Linked DNA regions of Homo sapiens: region 1 is linked to region 2. A link is an interaction called in ENCODE POLR2A ChIA-PET data of the cell type or tissue named here. Cell type or tissue: PC-9. All regions are shown on one strand. Region 1 overlaps FAM118B (family with sequence similarity 118 member B). Region 2 overlaps ST3GAL4 (ST3 beta-galactoside alpha-2,3-sialyltransferase 4).

Region 1 (5,000 bases), 110 kb before region 2:
CCTCTATTAGAACTAACAAGCTTAGCAAGGTTGGAGAATCCGGGATCAATATATAAAAATAGTATTTTTATACACTTGCAGTGAACAATACTAAAATGAAATATTAAAAATTCTTCCACTTGGCATCAAAAATAGTAAAATAGCTAGGAATAAATTTAACGAAAGAAGTACAGAAGGCTAGGCGTGGTGGCCCATGCCTGTTGTCTCAGCGCTTTGGGAGGCCGAGGTGGGCGGATCACCTGAGGTCGGGAGGTAGAGACCAGCCTGGCCAACATGGTGAAACCCCGTCTCTACTAAAAATACAAAAATTAGCTGAGCATGATGGCGGGTGCCTATAATCCCAGCTACTCGGGAGGTGGAGGCAGGAGAATCACTTGAACCTGGGAGCAGAGGTTGCAGCGAGCCAGGATCCCTCCACTGCACTCCAGCCTGGGCAACAAGAGCGAAACTCCATCTCAAAAAATAAATAAATAAGTGGAGAACTTATGCTTTGAAAACTACAAAACACTGAAAGAAATGAAAGAAGATCTAAATAAATGGAAAGACATGCCATGTTCCTGAATCAGAAGACTTAATATTATTAAGATGGAATACTCTGCAAATTGGTCTACAGATTAAGCATGGTCCCTATTAGGATCCAGCTGCTGATTTTGTAGAAATTGACAAACTGATTTAAAATTCATATGGGGCCAGGCACCATGGCATGCACCTGTAGTCCCATCTACTTGGGAGGCTGAGGCAGGAGGATTGCTGGAGGGCTTGAGCCCAGGAGTTCTGGGCTCCCAGGAGCAGGGGACCACCAGGTTGCCTAAAGAGGGGTGAACAAACACAGATTGGAAATGGAGCAGGTCAAAACTCTCATGCTGATCAGTAGTGGGATTGCGTCTGAATAGCCACTGCACTCTAGCCTGGGCAACATAGTGAGACCCTGTCTCTAAAAAAAAAAATTAAAACTTCATATGAAATTACAAGGGACCTAGGGTAGCCAAGACCGTCTTGAAAAAGAACAAAGTAGGGAGACTCAAATTTTTTTTTCTTTCAAAGCTTACTACAGAGCCACAGTAACTAAGGCAGCATGGCAAAGGATTCTCAGATCAGACACTGAAGGCACCAGCAACAGAAGAAAACTAGATAAATTGGACATGATGAGACTTTGAAACGGAAGTGCTGTAATGGTTGTCATCAAGAAAGTGAAAACAGAGCCAGGCACAGTGGCTTGTACCTGTAATCCCAACTACTTGGGAGGCTGAGGTAGGAGGATCATTTGATCCCAGGAGTTCGAGGCTGCAATCAGCTATGATCATGTCATTGTACCTCAGCCTGGGCAACATAGTGAGACCCTCGGCTCTAAAAAAGAAAAAAAAATGAGGCCGAGCGCAGTGGCTAACTCCTGTAATCCCAGCAATTTGGGTGGCCAAGGCAGGCGGATCACCTGAGGTCGGAAGTTCGAGACCAGCCTGGCCAACATGGTGAAACCCCATCTCTAATAAAAATACATAATTAGCTGGGCGTGGTGGCGCATGCCTGTAGTCACAGCTACTGGGGAGGCTGAGGCAGGAGAATTGCTTGAACCCGGGAGGCGGAGGTTGCAGTGAGCCGAGATAGCGCCATTGCACTCCAGCCTGGGCAACAGGTACGAGACTCCGTCCCAAAAAAAAAAAAAAGAAAGAAAGAAAGAAAAGAGAACCCACAGAATGGAGGAAATTATTTGTAGATCATATTTGACAAAAATCTAGTATCCAGAATATATAAAGAACTATTACAACTTAATAATAAAAATGATATATTTAGGGGAAATTTAAACACTAATATTAAGACATTAATATTTTTTAGGTGAGATAGAAGTATTGCGATTATGTTTTTGTTTTGTATGTACTTTTCTGACTTTTGTGTGTGTTTGGAAATGTCCATATTAGAAAAGAATCAAATCTAACAGTATCAACTCAGCAGTACTATGGCAGGGTTAACAGGCCTATCTACCGAGCCAGTTTAATGTATACTGGGGAAGTGACATTACAGATTCACTGCAAAGAGCTTAGGTTTTGGAATCAGACTCTGCCACTTAAATGCACTGGAACCCTGCACAAATCCCTTAACTTGTCAACATCTGTTTTTGCACCTGTGAAACTGGGATATTACTTCCTTGTGTCGCTTTGTGAAGAATAGGTGAGATAATGTGTATAAAATGTCTGGCACATAGTTGATGCACTAGAAATGTTAATAACCCTGGGGCGGGAGGCGGTGGGGGAACAGGTTTTTTTTCTTTCTTTTTTTAAATAGAAATGGGGTCTCCCTGTGTTGCCCAGGCTGGTGTTGAACTCCTGGGCTCAAGTGATCTTCCTGTTTCAGCTTCCCAAAAACTGAGATTACAGGCTTGAGCTACCATGCCAATTTTTTGTTTCTTGTTTTTACTAAGTTTCAGGGTAGAAGGAAATGAAGGTCACTGTTTTAGATGAATGGGAAAAGGCCCTTAGAAGTTGTGTGGGAGTTTGGCATTTCCTTCTGACTACTGAGCCTCCCTGTTTATGTTTTCATTCCTTTGTCTTTGCTTATAAAGGCCACTGGTGGCAAATTTAGTTCTAGGGTCATCTGCTTTAAGAGAAAAAAACTTTCCAGCCTGGGAAACAAAGCGGGACCCCCTATCTCTACACAAATTTTAAAATTAGCCTAGTGTGGTGGTACACGCCTGTGGTCCCACCTACACAGGAGGCTGAGGCAAGAGGATCACTTGAGGCCAGAAGTTTGAGAACAGCTTGGGCAACATAGTGAGACCCTGTCTGTACGAAAAATTTAAAAAGTAGTCGGCGTGGTGGTGTGCGCCTGTAGTCCTAGCCACTTGGGAGACTGAGGCAGGAAGATTGCTTGAGCCCAGCAGGTCAAGGCTGCAATGAGCCACGTTCATGCCACTGTACTCCAGCTTGGTGACAGAGCCAGACTTTCTCTCAAAAAAAGAGACAAACTTCCATTTTGAATCTTGAGGAAATCAATGCAGTTGCAGAATCATATTTCCTTCCTATGTTGATATGTAGGATTTAGTAGCTTAAATAGGTCTAAAAGATACTTAATTAAAATAAGTGACCTGGATTTTTTTCCCCCCAGGTTTTAACCTTTTCTATTCTTTTTCTTAGAAGCAAGAAAATATGTTCCACACCCATGATTATGTGATTGTATACCCAGGCCTTTTTATCGGTGTGTGTAATAATAAAACTGGTGTTAAAATGTAGTACGTATTTGCCAGCGCGGTGGCTCACGCCTGCAATCCCAACACTTTGGGAGGCCGAGGCGGGCAGATCACAAGGTCAGAAGTTCAAGACCAGCCTAGCCAACATGGTGAAACCCATCTCTACTAAAAACACAAAAAATTAGCCTGGCGTGGTGGCAGGCACCTGTAATCCCAGCTACTCGGGAGGCTGAGGCAGGGGAATTGCTTGAACCCAGGAGGCGGAGGTTGCAGTGAGCTGAGACCACGCCACTGCACTCCAGCCTGGGTGACAGATCGAGACTCCATCTCAAAAAAAAAATATATATATATATCTATATATATATATAGATATACGTATATCTATATAGATACGTATATCTATATATATATTTTTGTACTCTGACTCACAGACACACACTATCAATACATTATATATATTGTATATATATATACAAGGCGTGGTGGCACGCACCTGTAGTCCCAGCTACTCGGGAGGATGAATCAGGAGAATCACCTGAACCAGAGAGGCAGAGGTTGCAGTGAGCCAAAATCACGCCATTGCACTCCAGGCTGGGCAACAGAGCAAGACTCTGTCTCAAGAAAAATAAAAATAAATAAAAAATAAAATAAAATAATGATGCAGTGATAACCTCATATGTGTCATTTCATTTGTTTGAAATTGTATTTGTAGGATACATGTGACTGCTAGATCATAGGGCAAATGGATTTGTGATTTGGGTAGACAAGAAAAGAGCACCATATTTTTTATAACAAATCTAAAAAAGTATCTGACCTTCAATAGTAGTTGACTTTTTTTTTTTTTTTTTTTTTTTTTTTTTGAGATGGAGTTTCGCTCTTGTTGCCCAGGCTGGAGTGCAATGGTGCGATCTTGGCTCACTACAACCTCTGCCTCCCGGATTCAAGCGATTCTCCTGCCTCAGCCTCCCGAGTAGCTGGCACTACAGGCACCACCACCACGCCCAGCTAATTTTTTTATTTTTAGTAGAGAGATGGGGTTTCACCATGTTGGCCAGGATGGTCTCGATCTCTTGACCTCGTGATCCACCCGCCTTGGCCTCCCAAAGTGCTGGGATTACAGGCGTGAGCCAGCACGCCCGGCCCAGACTCGCTTTTATAACTGACACACTTAGGATAACAAATCTACTCCTGCAATAATGACATTAATCAATTCATGGAGGCACGGCCCTCGTGACTTAATCACGTCTTACTAGGTCTCGCCTCCCAACACAGTTCCGTTGGGGTTAAGTTTCCAACACATGAACGTTAGGGGACCAGTCCAAACCCTAGCAAATGGCATTTCACAGACAGGCTAGGGATCAGATATTACATCACATTACATAGTTACTTTCCCATTTCAAATTCCCTTCGTCCCAAGAGCCACTTTGTCTTTTCAGTTGTAAAGCCAGTTTCCCACCTGAAGTTGGTATTATAGTTCCTCATTAGTACTCAGGGATATTTACATGTATTCAAAATGAATCTGAAAAGCAGTTATTTAAGTAAGCCGTATGTTAAGAAGTAGGAGGTCTGGAAAAGTGGCTGATACCCATAATCCCAACACTTTGGGAGGCTGAGGTGGGAGGATCACTTGAGATCCCAGGAATTCAAGACCTACCTGGACAACATAGCCAGACCTCACATCTGCAAAACAAGACATTGGGATTCTGTTTAGAACTGATTGGTGTTTGATGTTTTCAACAGTTGCAAAATGCAAATTTTTAATTTAAAAAACGTATTAAATTGTTTACGTTAACCTTTTGTATACTGGATATTCTTCAGA
Region 2 (5,000 bases):
GATTGCCTATACTGAAGCCCTGGGTGCCACTGCTGGCCCAGCAGGGAGGAGGTTGCTGCTGCTCGGGCTGAAGTGAGGTGTGGGTCTGGCTGGGCCTCCAGTTTCCCACCTGGGCCTTGATTGTGAGGAAGGCCTGGCCTGGCTGCAGAAGCCCAGAAGCACCTGAGTAGGAGAGTTCCTTTGTCCCACCTGCAGCTCATTCAAGCCTGTGCATGGGGGTTGGGGTCCTCAGGATCTTGCTTTCCTGTTTAGGGGAGGCAGCCCCAAAGAGTGCTGGGACCAGTTTGGAGAGTGCTAAGGAATGCTGGTCTGCAGCGACCCTACTTGTGCTCTGCGTCCTCTGCCAACTGCAGCATGGGTGAACATCTGTACATCTGTCCCCATAATGAAAATGGCCTCAGCAAATAACAAAAATATTACCATTTAGCAATCAGGCACTTATTAAAAGCCTGGCCCAATAAACTTAAAAAAAAAAAAAAGATGTGCTAGACACTTTACGTCCCTTCATGTGAGCTTCACACAACCCTGTAATTAAGCCCATTTATAAATGAAGAAATGGAGGATTGAAGGATTAAGTTACTTGGCCAAGGTCATACAGCTCGTAAGCAGCTGAGCTAGGACTCAAATCCAGGCTTGCTTCCAAAACCTTCACTTTTCAGCCCAGTTCTCAACTGCCCCCTGGAGTTTGCTCATTTTGCCCCATGAAGAAACAGATCCCAGCTCAAAGGCGTGAAGGGGTTTGCTCAAGGCCACAGTGTATTAGTGTCAAAGGTGGAACACAAACCCTGACCTCTGAGTGCTCTCCCGAACCCCACATCCCGGCCGGGCCGTACCCTGAGCACACGCTTGTCCGCTTTCTCAGCTGGGCGGGGCGGGGCAGGACAAGGTTCTTCTCCCTCCCTCCTTCCCTCCTTCCCTCCTTCCCTCCTTCCCCGTGGGCCCTCCCAGCCTCCCCAGCCCCCACCTCTGCTGCTTTCCCTTGGCAATTGCTTCCATCTGGCCTGCCTGCAGCTCCTATTCCTTTGGAAATGTGGCTGCCGCCCACATGGCTGCAAGGCAACCACGGCCACACGTGGGGAAGGGGAGGGGCCCTATGGGGTCTAAGCACAGGGAACCCAGCCAAAGTGGCTGCTCCTGGCGTCTGGCATCCTGATTCCTGCCAGGCAGAAGCACCTTGGCTGCCTGGCCCTCCTTGATGCCCGTCCTGGGCTGGCTCAAGGCCAGAGAGGCTCCCAAAGACCCAATTCTCCTTCCAACATGGTGAGCTGTTTTGCCCACAGACAAGCTCCGCACCGGCAGCCCTCCCTGTCTCTTAGAGGTTGCTCAGGTTGGGAGGAGGGATTCCTGGCAGGAGAGAATTAGGGGCCAGCCGGGGTATACCCTGGGTTCCCACTGGGTTCTGATCATTTGGAGGGAAGTCATGCAAGGGACTGACGAGGGCAGAGGCTGAGGGATCCGCGGAGTTCTGGGCAGGCGAGGAGGCAGCTGACTTGCTCATGACTGTGGGTATGCGCCACCACACTAGGCTAATTTTTCTATTTTTTGTAGATACAGGGTTTTGCCATGTTGCCCAGGCTGGTTTTTGTTTGTTTGTTTTGTTTTGTTTTTGAGACAGAGTTTTGCTCTTGTTTCCTAGGCTGGAGTGCAGTGGCGCGATCTCGGCTAACTGCAACCTCCATCTTCTGGTTTCAAGTTATTCTCCTGCCTCAGCCTCCTGAGTAGCTGAGATTACAGGCACCCGCCACCACGCCTGGCTAATTTTTGTACTTTTAGTAGAGACAGGGTTTCATCATGTTGGCCAGGCTGGTCTCGAACTCCTGACCTTGTGATCCGCCCACCTCAGCCTCCCAAAGTGCTGGGATTACAGGCGTGAGCCACCGTGCCCAGCCGAGCGTGTCTGTCTTGTTCACTGGTGTATTTTCTTAATGCCTGGAATGATGTCTAGCAAACAATAAGCACTCAATAGATTCTTGTGTGATGAGTGATGGAAATGCAGCTCAGGTATGCTGATTTGTCTTTGCTGCATCTTTACTTTGCTTCCTCCTCCCAGGGCAAAGGGAAAAAGTTTCCCTTTTGCCAGTTGAGCTGTTTGCCAGAGAAAGGTCTGGCCCCATCTGTGTGCTGCCACCTTGGGGGTCTCTGTTCAGACCTCAGAGAGGCAGGCAGGAACCCAGGTGAGGATGGGCAGGAGCTTGTCCCCTGAGGAGTGCATGCCCCATTCCACCCACCACAGGGTCGGCTGGCCACATTTCTCTACCCATCACCCCTCCCTAGTAACCTTCAGGTCCCTGCAGACAGGTCCTGACCTCAGCTCCAATCCCTATGTCAGTCCTCTCCTTATTTGAGGCCCAAGAAAGGTACCCCTACGGTGGAACCCTCACTTGGGTCCTGAGAGGGAGTGACAGCTTTGGAAGAGCGAGGGGTTCACCCACATTTGCCTCCTCCTGAACAGCTCCACTTTTATTCCTTGTACATATTGCGTTTCCACTTCAATTTTTTTTTGAAACTGTGACAGAGGGTTTCTTGGCTTTAATTTTTTTTTTTTTTTGAAAACCCCCATTGAGTTCCAGTTGTGACCCCCCTGTGGTTCTCATTTTCTGGTAGCATGCCGTGTGGGGTCTCACCTCCTCGCCTTTGCTTCTGCTGCCCCCTCACATGGCTTGGGCATTGTTGGTAATGACCTTGCTAGACTGCAAATGTCCTTCAGTATCAACTGAAGCCCCAGTCCTGGGAAGCCTCCGTGGCCACCCAGCACCGGCACTTCCTCCCCCTTCCTCCCCCTGCGTTCTCCACTCCCTGCAGGTCCTATGCCTGTGACAGGGAGGGAACCCTGTGCTGGGGTGACCCCAGCATGGACCTCAGTGGGGCTCAGGCTGAACCAAAGGTAGGTGGTTCTGGGGGTAGTGCCTGAGGTGGTTGTATGGAGCTGTGAGATTTGTATTCCTAGAAGCAGGTTGGAGGCTCTCAGCCCTTCCCTCCATGCATGGCCTTGGATACAGCTTGCAGCCTGCCACTGTAGCCTCCATTTCCTTCTCCGAGAAATTAACACTTCTTTTTTTTTTTTTTTGAGATGGAGTCTGGCTCTATTGCCCAGGCTGGAGTGCAGTGGTGCGATCTCGGCTCACTGCCATCTCTGCCTCCTGGGTTCAAGTGATTCTCCTGCCTCAGCCTCCCAAGTAGCTGGGATCACAGGTGTGTGCCACTACTCCTGGCTAATTTTTGTACTTTTAGTAGAAATGGGGTTTCACCGTGTTGGCCAGGCTGGTCTCAAACTCCTGACCTCAGGTAATCTGCCCACCTGAGCCTCCCAGAGTGCCAGGATTACAGGAGTGAGCCACCGTGTCTGGCCAACATTTCTTCCTTTTTTTTTTTTTTTTTTTTTTAAGACGGAGTCTCACTCTGTTGCCCAGGCTGGAGTGCAGTGGCACAATCTCAGCTCACTGCAACCTCTGCCTCCCGGGTTCAAGCGAGATTCTCCTACCTCAGCCTCCCGAGTAGCTGGGATTATAGGTGCCCACCATCACACCCGGCTAATTTTTGTATTTTTAGTAGAGATGGGGGTCTCACCATGTTGGCCAAGCTGGTCTCGAACTCCTGACCTCAAATGATCCACCTGCCTCGGCCTCCCAAAGTGTTGGGATTATAGGTGTGAACTACCGTGCTCCGCCTGGCCAACACTTCTTAATGGGATAATGTTTCAGATAACATCCAGTGCCCGGACTCCAGCACTCTATAAATGCTGGCTGGTGTGCTTTTCTGGGATTCCAGGGTGGGGTCCAGAGACTGAAGAGGGTCTGCTTTCTGGCCCAGGGGAAGAGGGGCAGGTGGCTCACTAGGAGCTGTCCTGGCATCCTTTGTCCCCGTCCACTTACCAGTTATGTGACCTCGGGCAGGTCTTGCACTCTGGCACTCAATTAGCATCTGTGTTAATTGGGGTAAGAGTATCTGCCACGTCTCACAGCCTGGTGATGGACAAACAAAACAAACATTTTTTAGGCTGGGAGAGGCCTCAGAGGTTGGCTGTCATATTGCAAACGAGGGAGCAGAGACTCAGAAAAGTAACTTAGTTGTTTAAGGTCACAGAGCACCTCTCTCCCCACAGGCAGGGAGCCGGTAATTGGGCTGAGCCTCAGGAGTAACCCTTCTCTCTCTGCCTCTCCAGCCCCTACCTTATGCCTGGCCCATTCAGCTGGTCTGTTCTCCAGGCCCCTAGGACTGGGTGGGCTAAGATGAGTGGTCTAGAAATCCCTCCCCAGCTGGGCTGGACTGAATGAGGGGCTGGCCGAGGAGCGGGTGTTGATGGAGTATGGGAGATTGTCCTCACAGGCAGTGTGGGCCGTTTCTCTAGACCTCCTGCCCCCATCTCCTTCCTGTCCCTGTTTGAGCCGTGCTCTTCTTCTTCAATCCCTTTCTGTCTGCCTTCTCTTTCCACCCCTAGATTTCTCACCATCTTCAGTGATCCCTCCTCCTTCCTTTCTGCCTCCTCTGCATTCTCTCCTTGCCCTTGCTTCTCTGATCTGCCTTTTTTCTCCAGCCTCAGCATTCAGGTTGTCCTCATAGTGGAACTGGGACTCTGGGGGTGGCTGGGTTGGGTTGCCTGGAGGCCGGGAATGTTCAGGAGAGCCTTCATTGGGAGCCCATGGGAGCAGGAGTCAGCTCCTCCTGTTGGCAGCTCCAGCATTTTCGAACAAAAATGGCTCTTCCAGGAGTTGAGTTTGGCGAAGAGACAGTGCCTGCCCAAAGTATGCAATGCTTTTATCTTTAGCTCAGCTCCTGAGCCCTCATGCAACTCTTTGGACATCTTCCTGCAAAGGACGGTGGGATCTTGTCTTTCTGGGGCCTCAGGGTCTCCAAAGATGGGCTGACTAAGCTTCCCTAGCCTGGGACCTGAACCCTCCACCCTCCTCTCTCTTGAGCTCTTTCTCCCAGGGGAAGCTGCTCGAATGAGGGGAGTTGGCCAACACAGTTTTCTACTCTCAGACCCCATTGAGGTGAGCACA

Evidence for each region. ChIA-PET counts read pairs that join two places held together with the same protein. Peaks named below come from ENCODE experiments on the same cell type or tissue, not always from the same donor. Only the 100,000 strongest peaks of a DNase experiment are listed, where the experiment ranks them.
Region 1: POLR2A ChIA-PET joins it to region 2 with 6 read pairs; 3 of 35 experiments call an interaction of 5 or more read pairs at or near these places.

The regions. Positions count from the first base shown.
Region 1 is chr11:126,244,347-126,249,346 of GRCh38, forward strand. All of the region lies in intron 4 of FAM118B (family with sequence similarity 118 member B), which reads left to right. It also overlaps a transcript of SRPRA not described here and the pseudogene RN7SL351P. Among named protein-coding and RNA genes, the nearest start is that of SRPRA, 22 kb to the right of the region's middle. In PC-9, no CTCF peak of the experiment used is centred here; no DNase peak of the experiment used is centred here.
Region 2 is chr11:126,358,833-126,363,832 of GRCh38, forward strand. The region is part of intron 1 of ST3GAL4 (ST3 beta-galactoside alpha-2,3-sialyltransferase 4); the gene reads left to right. Among named protein-coding and RNA genes, the nearest start is that of ST3GAL4, 5.6 kb to the left of the region's middle. RefSeq lists an enhancer at 1-203. In PC-9, no CTCF peak of the experiment used is centred here; a DNase peak (open chromatin) is centred at 1,959; H3K27ac peaks cover 1,182 bases.